Regions from separate parts of the Homo sapiens genome. Here region 2 is linked to region 1. Evidence: read pairs that join two places in POLR2A ChIA-PET (ENCODE). Cell type or tissue: OCI-LY7. All regions are shown on one strand. Links, peaks and the distances in the headings refer to the core of each region. The heading gives the core; the rest is flanking DNA. Region 1 holds the start of TTF1 (transcription termination factor 1). Region 2 overlaps SETX (senataxin).

The links. Peaks named below come from ENCODE experiments on the same cell type or tissue, not always from the same donor. Only the 100,000 strongest peaks of a DNase experiment are listed, where the experiment ranks them.
Region 2: POLR2A ChIA-PET joins it to region 1 with 15 read pairs; 3 of 35 experiments call an interaction of 5 or more read pairs at or near these places.

The regions. Positions count from the first base shown.
Region 1 is chr9:132,403,858-132,409,236 of GRCh38, reverse strand. TTF1 (transcription termination factor 1) reads left to right here and starts at 2,397. Exons shown (of 11, transcript NM_007344.4): 1 at 2,397-2,447. In OCI-LY7, for the core only: CTCF peaks have their summits at 1,307 and 1,506 (motif pointing right); DNase peaks (open chromatin) are centred at 1,486, 2,346, 4,506 and 4,826; H3K4me3 peaks cover 2,741 bases; H3K27ac peaks cover 1,074 bases.
Region 2 is chr9:132,309,981-132,315,359 of GRCh38, reverse strand. SETX (senataxin) reads left to right here. Exons shown (of 26, transcript NM_015046.7): 11 at 3,504-3,603. Among named protein-coding and RNA genes, the nearest start is that of SETX, 42 kb to the left of the region's middle. In OCI-LY7, for the core only: no CTCF peak of the experiment used is centred there; no DNase peak of the experiment used is centred there.

The sequences.
Region 1 (5,379 bases), core at 308-5,307:
CTGGATGACAGAATGAGACCATGTGCCAAAAAAAGAAAAACGAAGATTCACAGGACTCACCCCAGACTCACTAAATCAGAATATCTGGAAATGGCATCTGAGGCTCTCCTTTTTTTTTTTTTTTTAAGAGACGGAGTCTTGCTCTGATAATGACATGAGCCACCTCACCAGGCCAGATGCTGCATTTTTAAAAATCCCCTTACCCACCCACCCACAACTTGGTGAAAAAGTTCAAACCTACAGAAAAGTTGAAAGTCGAAAGAAGAATACAATGAAAATACATATAGGCTTCACCTAGATTCGGTTAGATTTTGAAGGGAAGGGGAGGGTTAAAGAAAGAGTGGCGGCTCTACAGCAAATTCAGGCTTTATGTCCAGCATGAGACCTACAGAGGTGGGAGACCAGCTTAATGCCAGTGCCTACCGCTGCTTACAGGCTGGAGAAATTATAGGCCTGGGCGGGGAGGGGCCCGGTGGGTATGGCCTGCTGCCCGGGAAGATGTTGATAAGGTATTCCCATGATGAGGCAGTTTGGCCCTTGTTCTGGTGGAACGTGATGTTCCTGTCACTTTCTCCCAGCAGAATATGATAAGAGGCAGGCTGTTTCTCACTGCCTGAACCCCCGTGGAATGTTTCACTTTAAGCAAGGTCTGCAAAATGGCAGGGGGCTTACAAAATGGTGCAGTTTGGACTAACAGATTCACCCGTCCCCAGCACTGGTCACATTTTCTTGCTCTCTCTCTGTGAGCATGCACATACACACATTACAGAATCACCTGAAAAATATCTGTCAACACCATATTTAACCCTAAGTACGTCATCATGTAGCAAGGACATTCCCATGTGTAACTACAATGTCATTATCATGTCCGAAGATTTTAATGTGATACAATAGTGTTTAATATAAAATCCATTGCAAAGTTGAGACTCTGCATTTGAAAAAAAAAAAAAAAAGCTTCCCAGGTGATTGGTGCAGTTGGAGGAGGATTGGAAACCACTATTGGAGTTTTCCTGAATCGATACTGGATGATATCTAATCTCTCCTCTAGTGCCAGCCTTTTGTGGGTTCATTCATGCATCACTAGCACCACAAGGCTCTGGGTAAGTGGGGTCACCACAGAACACGTGACACCAATGACGGACCTGGACTTCAAGGCCTTCCATATCAACAGTGGACAACACCACATTTACAGACTTCTCCAGACGGAGCTCCAACTGCACGTCCACATCCCAGAGCAGCCCTTGCATGGCAACATGAGTACATACATAGGCTCATCGTTTCTCCAACCTGCTTCCCTTCCAGACTTTCACGGAAGCATAGTTTGTGCATTTTTTAATCAAAGCCACTTGGCAGATCACATAGAAGTCAGGTGGAACAGTGAGGGGCAAGATAGTGGAGTAGTAGAAAGAGCATAGGTCTGATTTCTGGCTGGCCCATTTAAGTCACCTTGGACAAGTTACTGTAAACCCAGGTTTCTCATCCACAAGGTGGGGCTAATAATACCTCATTACAAGGATTAAGTGAGAAAACTTGTTGCCTATATCGTATATGTTCACTATCCAAAAAGGTTAAACGTTTGGTTGGTAAATATAATGGCCTCGAATTGATGGCCAGGTTAAAGCTGCCCTTTTGGCTAAGTCTCTTCAGGACTCTGTTGAAATGGGAAGACTGGGATAGATCTCCAAAGCTCCTGCTAACTCTAAACTTCTGAGACTTCATCCAAGCTTAACATCCATCAGCCTCTGCACCAGATAGCCCCTGCAGACCTCTGACTTCCTCTCCCACCCCCTCCCCTGCATTCACATGCATTCACTTAGGCTGGGCGTGTGCGACCTGTCTGTCACCCTGTGGGTTCACTGTGTGGATTCACTCTGTGCTCCAGCTGCTCTGGCCTTGTCCCAGGTCCTCCAGCAACCAAGTTCAGGACTTTTGCACTCACTTCCAGCCTGGAACACTCTTCTGCCTAGATTTTTTGCCTGCCCTTTCCATTTAGAACTCAGTTCAAATGTCACCTCCTCAGTGAGCCCTCTCTTACATCTAAAGTAGCACCCACCGTCCCCTAGTCACTCTCCATCACGTCACCCTGTTTTATTTTCCTTACAAGATAATCTGAAATTATCTTAGTTGATTTGTCATCTGTCTTCCCAAGTTGTTCCTGGAGTTCACCAAAAACTGGAATAAATGGAATGCACGCATGCATTAGTACGTCAATGGAGGGGGATTCTGTCCTACTTTCTTCGTTTCAGGAGCACTCTCTACCCCACCTGACGTCTAAAGGACCCAGAAGGAAAATGGGTAGGCAAATGTGCGCGCCTCCAAGGCCTAGCGGCAGCCGTGTTACCATGGCAGCGTGACGCCGAGGGGGCCGGAAGGCGACGCACTACTACTTCCGCTTCCTCAACAGCAGCACTTCCGGGTTGGGAGAAAGGTGGCGGCGCTTTCGGAGGGTAAGTTGAAAGCGCCTTTGTTGTTTCTGTTTTTCAAAATGCGCGCGTAAAAACTCAGCGTGGGGTGGTGGGTTTCCCCGTCTTCTGGGAGACCCGCCTTTTGGCCTGAGGTCTCCAGGCCGCGGTCTTTGCCCCAGGCCTTATCTCGGGGAAACTGAGGCTTGGGTGTTTTTTTTTTTTTTTTTTAAAGATGGAGTTTTGCTCTTGTCGCCCAGGCTGGAGTGCGGTGGCGCGATCTCGGCTCACTGCAACCTCCGCTTCCTGGGTTCAAGCGATTCTCCTGCCTCAGCCTCCCGAGTAGCTGGGATTATAGGCGCCCGCCACCAAGCCTAGCTAATTTTTGTATTTTTAGTAGAGACAGGGTTTCACCATGTTGGCCAGGCTGGTCTCGAACTCCTGACTTCAGGTGATCCACCCGCCTCGGCCTCTCAAAGTGCTGGGATGACAAGCGTGAGCCACCGCGCCCGGCCGCGGCTTGGGTCTTTGGGAGTGAGAAGATGCAGAATTCACATCTGGTTAGTTCCTCCAGTCTCAGCCCTGGAGCGCCCACCCGGGAGCAGAGCGGGGTCTCTCTCGCACCCCAAAGGCGGTGAGAGAATCCGGGACCAGGTTTGGGCACGTACCTGCAGAGCGGGAAGTGTATGTTCTGAGTAAGGGGGGATAAATGCATATCCGTTCTCAATATGTATCGAGCACTGACTGGGGAGCCATTTGGGAGCAAGATGGCCAGGATTCCAGCCCTCAAGAAGCCGATCATATTATAACTGCCAAAAGTGCAATGGGGAGCAGCTGGTTGTTGGGAAACACTGTTAACCAGAAAGATGAGACCGGCTAAGGAGTTAGAGAGGTCCTCTTGAGAAAGTGGCTTTCATACTTGGACCAGTTAAAGGGCAGAAAGGTAATGCGGAGGAAGAGCTTTCCTGATGGAATGGGCTGTTTTTGCAAAGTTCCTGAGACGAAAAGGAAGGTAGTGTATTCTAGGAACTGAAAACAGCAGGGTTTCTGAAACCTAGAGAGAAGTGAGAGGTAGAGAGGTGGGCATGGACTTACCTCTGTCCATCTCTAGGCTAGATTATGAAGAAATGAAGACTCTTGCAGGTCTGTGAGGATTTTGACTTTATCTTAAGAATAACAGGGGAACCCTAAAAAGTTTTTAGCAGGGAGAGACTATATATTTAGAAGGTTGTACTGGGCTCCAGAGACCAGAGAGCAGCCTAGGAAGTATTTACAAAAAAGAAGGAAAGGAACTGATGGAAGGGGAAATGTTATTTAAAGAAATCAAGGCCGGGCGCTGTGGCTTACGCCTGTAATCCCAGCGCTTTGAGAGGCCGAGGCAGGTGGGTCACCTGAGGTCAGGAGTTCAAGACCAGCCTGGCCAACATGGCGAAACCCCGTCTCTACTAAAAATACAAAGATTAGCCAGGCTTGGTGGCTTGCGCCTGTAATCCCAGCTACTACTCCGGAGGCTGAGGCAGGAGAATCGCTTGAACCCGGGAGGCGGAGGTTGCAGTGAGCCGAGATCGTGCCACTGCACTCCAGCCTGGGTGACAGAACGAGATTCTGTCTCCAAAAAAAGAAAAAGAAAAAAAGAAAAGAAAAGAAATCAGCCAGTGGGTGGCTCACGCCTGTAATCCCAGCACTTTGGGAGGCCGAGGCGGTTGGATCACAAGGTCAGGAGATCGAGACCATCCTGGCTAACACGGTGAAACTCCGTCTCTACTAAAAAATACAAAAAAATTAGCCTGGCGTCGTGGCGGGCACCTGTAGTCCCAGCTACTCGGGAGGCTGAGGCAGGAGAATGGCGTGAACCCGGGAGGCAGAGCTTGCAGTGAGCTGAGATCACGCCACTGCACTCCAGCCTGGGCGACAGAGCAAGACTCCGTCTCAAAAAAAAAAGAAAAAAAAGAAATAATCGGCTTTGCTCTGTTTGTGATTTATTAAGAGGTCCTAAAAGATGGGCCTGAAAAGTGTCTGTTGAAATTTGTGGCTTTAAGAACAAAGGCACTCTTGCTGGAACGGTCTCAGTGGAGTAGTGGGGTGGGAGCTACCAGGATGTGGGTTAATAAGTGGATGAAAGGTGAGGTAATGGAAAGAGTGATTTCTCTTTCAGGAAATGTTGCTGTGAAGGGGAAGAAAGAGAACAGCTGGATGAGACTTTAGGGTTAAACGACAGTTGCATTTTTTTTTTAAGTTAGAGGAGATTAAATATTGTTGGCATTTTGCTAGAAAACGCAGGCTGAAGATACAGGAGAGAGATGAGAGAGAAGATACGGAGAGACCACCATCTCTCTGAGAAGGCAGGAGAGGGTTGGGAGCCAGCACACATTTTCCTTCCTATAACGGAAGGAAATAGCCTTTGACAGAAGGGACACTTCCTTTGTTGCAGCGAGACAGAGAGAGAGAGGATGTGGCAGTGCAAGTAGGTGTGTTAGACTTGGGGGAGTAACATATTCCTTGTCTAATACAGCTGATATTTACTACCCCGGATAAATTAGGTAGCTTCTGTAGAAAATGTGCTTAGCATTGAGACTTTAAAGACCGCTGATATAGAGAGAGCTCCAGGATCTATGTTGTTAGGTGAAAATAGCAAATGCAGATCACAATATATAGATGTTAACCTTCTGTGTAAAAAAGGAGAGGAAATATGAAGATCATTTTTATTTTTGTACGACGTAAATGTGTCATTTAGCCAAAGATAAATCTAAAAAAATGAAACCCAGAAGCAATACAGAGCAAAGAGAACAATAAGACATGTTTGCAAAATTATATTTTTAATCATCTCTTTTGGAAAGTGCATTTATATTTCTGTATTTTAATTCCAAGTGCACACACCCTGTATGTGAGTATTAACGTTAGTGGCTTGTGAAATTTATTCCAGTGTATCGCAGAACGTCCGCTCTTTGTTGGACACTAACAAGGCATATCCAACTTC
Region 2 (5,379 bases), core at 141-5,140, 94 kb after region 1:
GAATGTCAGTTGCTTTGTCTGTTTTGGGGTTTGTGTTTGGCTGTCTTATGTAAGTCAAGGACAGTCTTGGTTATTGGGAGCCAGTGCTGCAGGAACTTCTTTTCCCCAGTGAAACAGCTGTTGTTTTAATAATGTAATATTTTGGCCAGGCACAGTGGCTCACGCCTGTAATCCCAACACTTGGGAAGGCCACAGTAGGCGGATCATCACTTGAGGTCAGGAGTTTGAGACCAGCCTGGCCAACTTTGGTGAAACCCTGTCTCTACTAAAAATACAAAAATTAGCCGGGCGTGGTGGCACGTGCCTGTAATCCCAGCTACTCAGGAGGCTGAGGCAGGAGAATTGCTTGAACCCGGGAGGTGGCGGTTGCAGTGAGCTGAGATCGTGCCACTGTACTCCAGCCTGGGCAACAGAGCAAGACCCTGTCTCCAAAAAAAAAAAAAAAAAAAAAAACACAATAAAATAATAATAATAATAATAATTTTTTTTAAAGAGAATTTTCTTGGGGTCACACACACAAAAAAGAAACCTCATTATAACCAAACAGTGTATTTAGTCTATGTGGAAGTATTTTTATCAAAACATAATATTCAACTATTTGATCTGAAAAATGTTAAATTACTAAATTATTAGGAACCTCCAGTTTTGTAGAATAATCTATTCTTAGTTACTGGGAAAAAAGAGAACTCAGACCTCCTTTGAAGATGAGGCCTAACTGGATATCTGTCGTTCATGTCTGGAGTGGGAAGAAAAGGAACATAGTTTGCTTCTTTGAAGTGATAGTGCTTTATGAGATTGTTACATTATTACCACTGACCTTTAATACTTGGAAAGCTAGCCGGGCTTGGTGGCTCACATCTGTAATCCCAGCACTTTGGGAGGCCGAGGTGGGTAGATCACCTCAGGTCAGGAGTTTGAGACCAGCTGGCCAGCATGGTGAAACGCTGTCTCTACTAAAAATACAAAATGTGGGCCGGGCACGGTGGCTCATGCCTGTAATCCCAGCACTTTGGGAGGCTGAGGCAGGTGGATCACCTGAGGTCAGGAGTTCAAGACCAGCCTGACCATGGAGAAACTCTGTCTCTACTAAAAATACAAAATTAGCCAGGCGTGGTGGTGGGCGCCTGTAATCCCAGCTACTTGGGAGGCTGAGGCAGGAGAATCACTTGAACCTGGGAGGTGGAGGTTGTGGTGAGCCGAGATCGCACCATTGCACTCCCGCCTGGGCAACAAGACCGAAACTCTGTCTCCAAAAAAAAAAGTGAGCTGGGCATGGTGGCGCATGCCTGTATTCCCAGCTAATGGGAGGCGGAGGCGGGAGAATCGCTTGAACCCACGAGGCGGAGGTTGCAGTGAGCGGAAATGGTGCCATTGCACTCCAGCCAGAGCAATAGGACTGAAACTGCATCTCAAAAAACAAAAAAAAAAACCAAAAAACTTGGAAGGCCACATTGTATATTCATCTCTGTTCAGTGTATTCTAAATGTTCTTATGTTCAGGGAGCTTGTTTTCTTTTTATTGTTTTTTTTTTTACAGCAGCTGACACCTTTTGAAAGGAGTATGTTTTCTAACCATCTGCATGATTTTTCATCCTCTGAACCTGGTTGATTACTTTTAACTTTGATAATGCTCTGATGGACCACAAACATACACTTGTTTGTACTTTGAAGTTATTTCATTTAGTGTGAAACTACTAGCTCATGCAATTTATGATTTCTTAATTTCCCAAGGCCACATGAGTTATGAAACAGATAAACCTGTAACTGCATCAAATACACAAACCTGTGAATTATGTAGTATATTGAGTATATGTTAATTAGGACTTTTTACCTAGCTAAGTTTCTCTTTGATAGCTCCAGAATTTCAGCTATCATTAATCGGTCATTGTAGCTTGACTATAAGAGATCCACTTAATCTCTGGCTCCTGGGGTTGCTGTAGAAGTTAATATTAGGCCCAAATAATTTCAAACTAAAAGTATCTGCCCTCCTTTTTCCAAGATGGGAACTATCTAGGATCTTCTAGGTACTCTCAGGTAAATCTCTTGTGATAAAATTTTAGTGATCCATTTTTTTTATCTTTGTTGTACACACTAGGATGCATTTTAACAGCTTTATTAAGGTATACTATACCATAAAATATACCCTTTTAAGGTGTATAATTGAATGGTTTTTTTAAGTAAATTTATAGTTGTATAGCCATCACCACAACCCAGTTTTAGAACATTTCTGTTGACCTAAAACAATCCTTTCTGCCCATTGGTAGTCATTCTTCATTCCTACCACTAGCCCGAGTCAAACACTAATCTCTCGTCTGTCTATAAATCTGCCTCTTCTGGAAATGTCATGTATATAGAAGTGTACATATGTGGTCTCTTGAATCTGGCTCCTTTCACTCCATGTAATCTTTTTGAGGCCTATCCTTGTAGCATGTATTAATAGGCCATGGCTTTTTATTGCCAAATGAGATTCTATTGTATGGATATATTACATTTGTTTATGCATTCACCAACTGATGGACATTTGGGTTGTTTCCACATTTTGGTGATTGTAAATAATGCTGTGAACATAAAATGCACTTTTGATGATGATTCTATGGAGTTGCCTTACTGTAGGGTATTCTGGGTGATACAAACTGATCATGACTATCATGGTCCAGAGTCTGACCTTACTAGCAGATAACACAGATTCAGTATTGTTTTGTTCCCCTGTCCATAGCATAACCCTTGTGGAGTCTTGGTTGGTTAACCAGTGCAGAAGCAGTTCAACACCAATAGTCTTTGAGGATAAGTTTCTTCAGAGGAACTGAAAGACTATTTGTTGATTTAAATACTTAATGACTAACTGTTACATTTAGACAAAACCCTCCTTAGGGCCCAAAAGGTAATATATTTGTTAGTTTTTTAAAAAGTGAAAGCTAATATGACTTTTTTATACTAGTAGTCTTCCTAAATTTGGGATTGGGAATAGTCTTATTTCTCAGAAGATCCTTAAGGGTACTTCTGAGTTTGGAGCTTTGACAGACTGGGAGATGGGTATAGAGCATTTTATAAACTGGCAGGATGACATGTTGGTGAGAAATCCCTAAGGTCTGCCACAAATCTAGGTCCTTTTGGACTTGTGAGCTAGCTGATCTGGTTGGGAAGTAGCATTCTACCGGAGCTGTCCAGCAGTACGTTATGCACTGCTGGAAATGCTCCACATCTGCCCACAGCGGAGCAGCCACAGGTGGCTGTTGAGCACTGCAAGTGTGACTAGTTTGAAGAACAGAATTTTTATTTTTTAACATTTTTATTAAATGTAAATAACCAGATGTAGCTAGTGGCTACTGAATTGGGCAGGACAGTTCCAGATAATTGTATTAACCTGCCGTGAATCAATTTTTAGTTTTTGTCACCTAGATTCTAGCTTCTGGATTTTACTGTTGCTTAACTTTGGAAAATGTTACTATTTAGCATCACTTTCCAGAATGTTGCTTTCTTAATTTGCTTTTGTGCTTTGTATAGGTGGCACAAGAATGGCTCAACTCTCCAAATAGAGAGAATTTCTATCAGTTGCAAGTACGAAAATTTCCTGCCGATTATATAAAATACTGGGAGTTTGCAGGTAAGTTTTTTCTTACGCAACTTGGAATATATGATATAATAATTGGAGATTTCTAATTAAGAGGAGATAGCATTATTTGAATTTAGGGGGACACAAATTTTCTAAGCTAAATTTGTGACTTCTTAGAATATGCTTAAAGTCTTAATGAGGATAGTTACTGGAACAATTATGAATGTAAAATTTATGATTTTTTTCCCCACTCTGTAGTTAGAATACTACAGGCTGAATTGTCAGTGGGGGCTGGGAATGGGAGAGAGGGTGAGTGGAGGGATTTGGTGGGGGTGTTGCATAATAGTCTTTACAGATTCTGAGTAAATCTTCCTGGCATCTGTCTTTTCATTTCATGATTGATCCGAACCACATACCACTTTTATATACTAGTTATAAATACACCAAACATTCAGAACTCTTTAAAATAAAATGAATAAGTCCTCTTTTTACCCCCAACCCCCATCCATCCTCCTCTGTAGATGTGCTTAAAAAAAAATGAGGCTGGGTGCGGTGGCTCATGCCTGTAATCCCAGCACTTTGGGAGGCCGAGGCGGGCGGGGATCACCAGGTCAAGAGATCGAGACCGTCCTGGCCAACATGGTGAAACCCCGTTTCTACTAAAAATGCAAACATTAGCCAGGCATGGTGGCGGGTGCCTGTAGTCCCTGCTACTTGGGAGGCTGAGGCAGGAGAATCACTTGAACCAGGGAGGTGGAGTTTGCAGTGAGCCGAAATAGCGCCACTGCACTCCAGCCTGGCACAGAGACTGTCTCAAAAACAAAACAAAACAAAAACAAAAAACAACAACTACAATTATATGTTACATGTATTATGTACTGTATTCTTACAATAAAGCTAAAGAAAAGAAACTAAAATCATAAGGAAGAGAAGATATATTTATTCATTAAGTGAAACGGATCATCATAAAGGTCTACATCTTTATCATCGTCACACTCAGTAGATAGATGAAGAGGAGGAGGGATTTGTCTTGCTCTCTCAGGAGTGGCAGAGATGGAGAAGAATCTATGAATTAGTGGACCTGTGCACTTCAAACTCATGTTCAATTGTCAGCTGTACATTGAGATGCAATAGCCACAAAGCAGAAAGAAAGCGGATGTTTGGCAGGAACTTATCATTTTCACACATGGTTTAGTAACAGTGAGCCATTTTTATTAGGGAATGATGAGAACTGTCCTAAAATCTAAGTTCCTAGATACCAGCCAAGGGGCAGCCTCGCAAGCAGGTCTTTTGAAGGATAGCATGCCTGCTATGTTAACTCTTTTCTGCACAGCATGTTATGAATAATGCTACTATGATCACCCATGTATCTCTTAGTGTTCTTCTGAATGCATTTTTGTTAAGTTTATATCCAGAAGTAGATTGTGGAATATTAGGGTGTGTATAAGTTCAACTTCAGTAAATAATGCCAAGCCTATTGTACAAAATTATATTCCACCAGCAGTATATGAGAAGTTGCATTTTTCTGTGTCTTCAGCAACACATTTGTATAGATTGTTTTGAGATTTTTAGCTGTTGGGCTGTGTGTATTGATGGTGTTTTGTGGGCTTTTGTAATGTCCTCATTAGGGAGATTGAGCATCTTTTCACATATTTAGTAGCTGTCTCAGTAACCTCTTTTGGAAAGTGCCTGTTCAAGGCTTTTGGTCATTTTCTGTTGTCTTTTTTTCAGTTGATTTGTAGGAGTTCTTTATATAATCTGGGTAGAAGTCATTTCCTCACTTTGACTTACATACTGACTCTTTTTAGTGATGTCTTAAAAATTTCT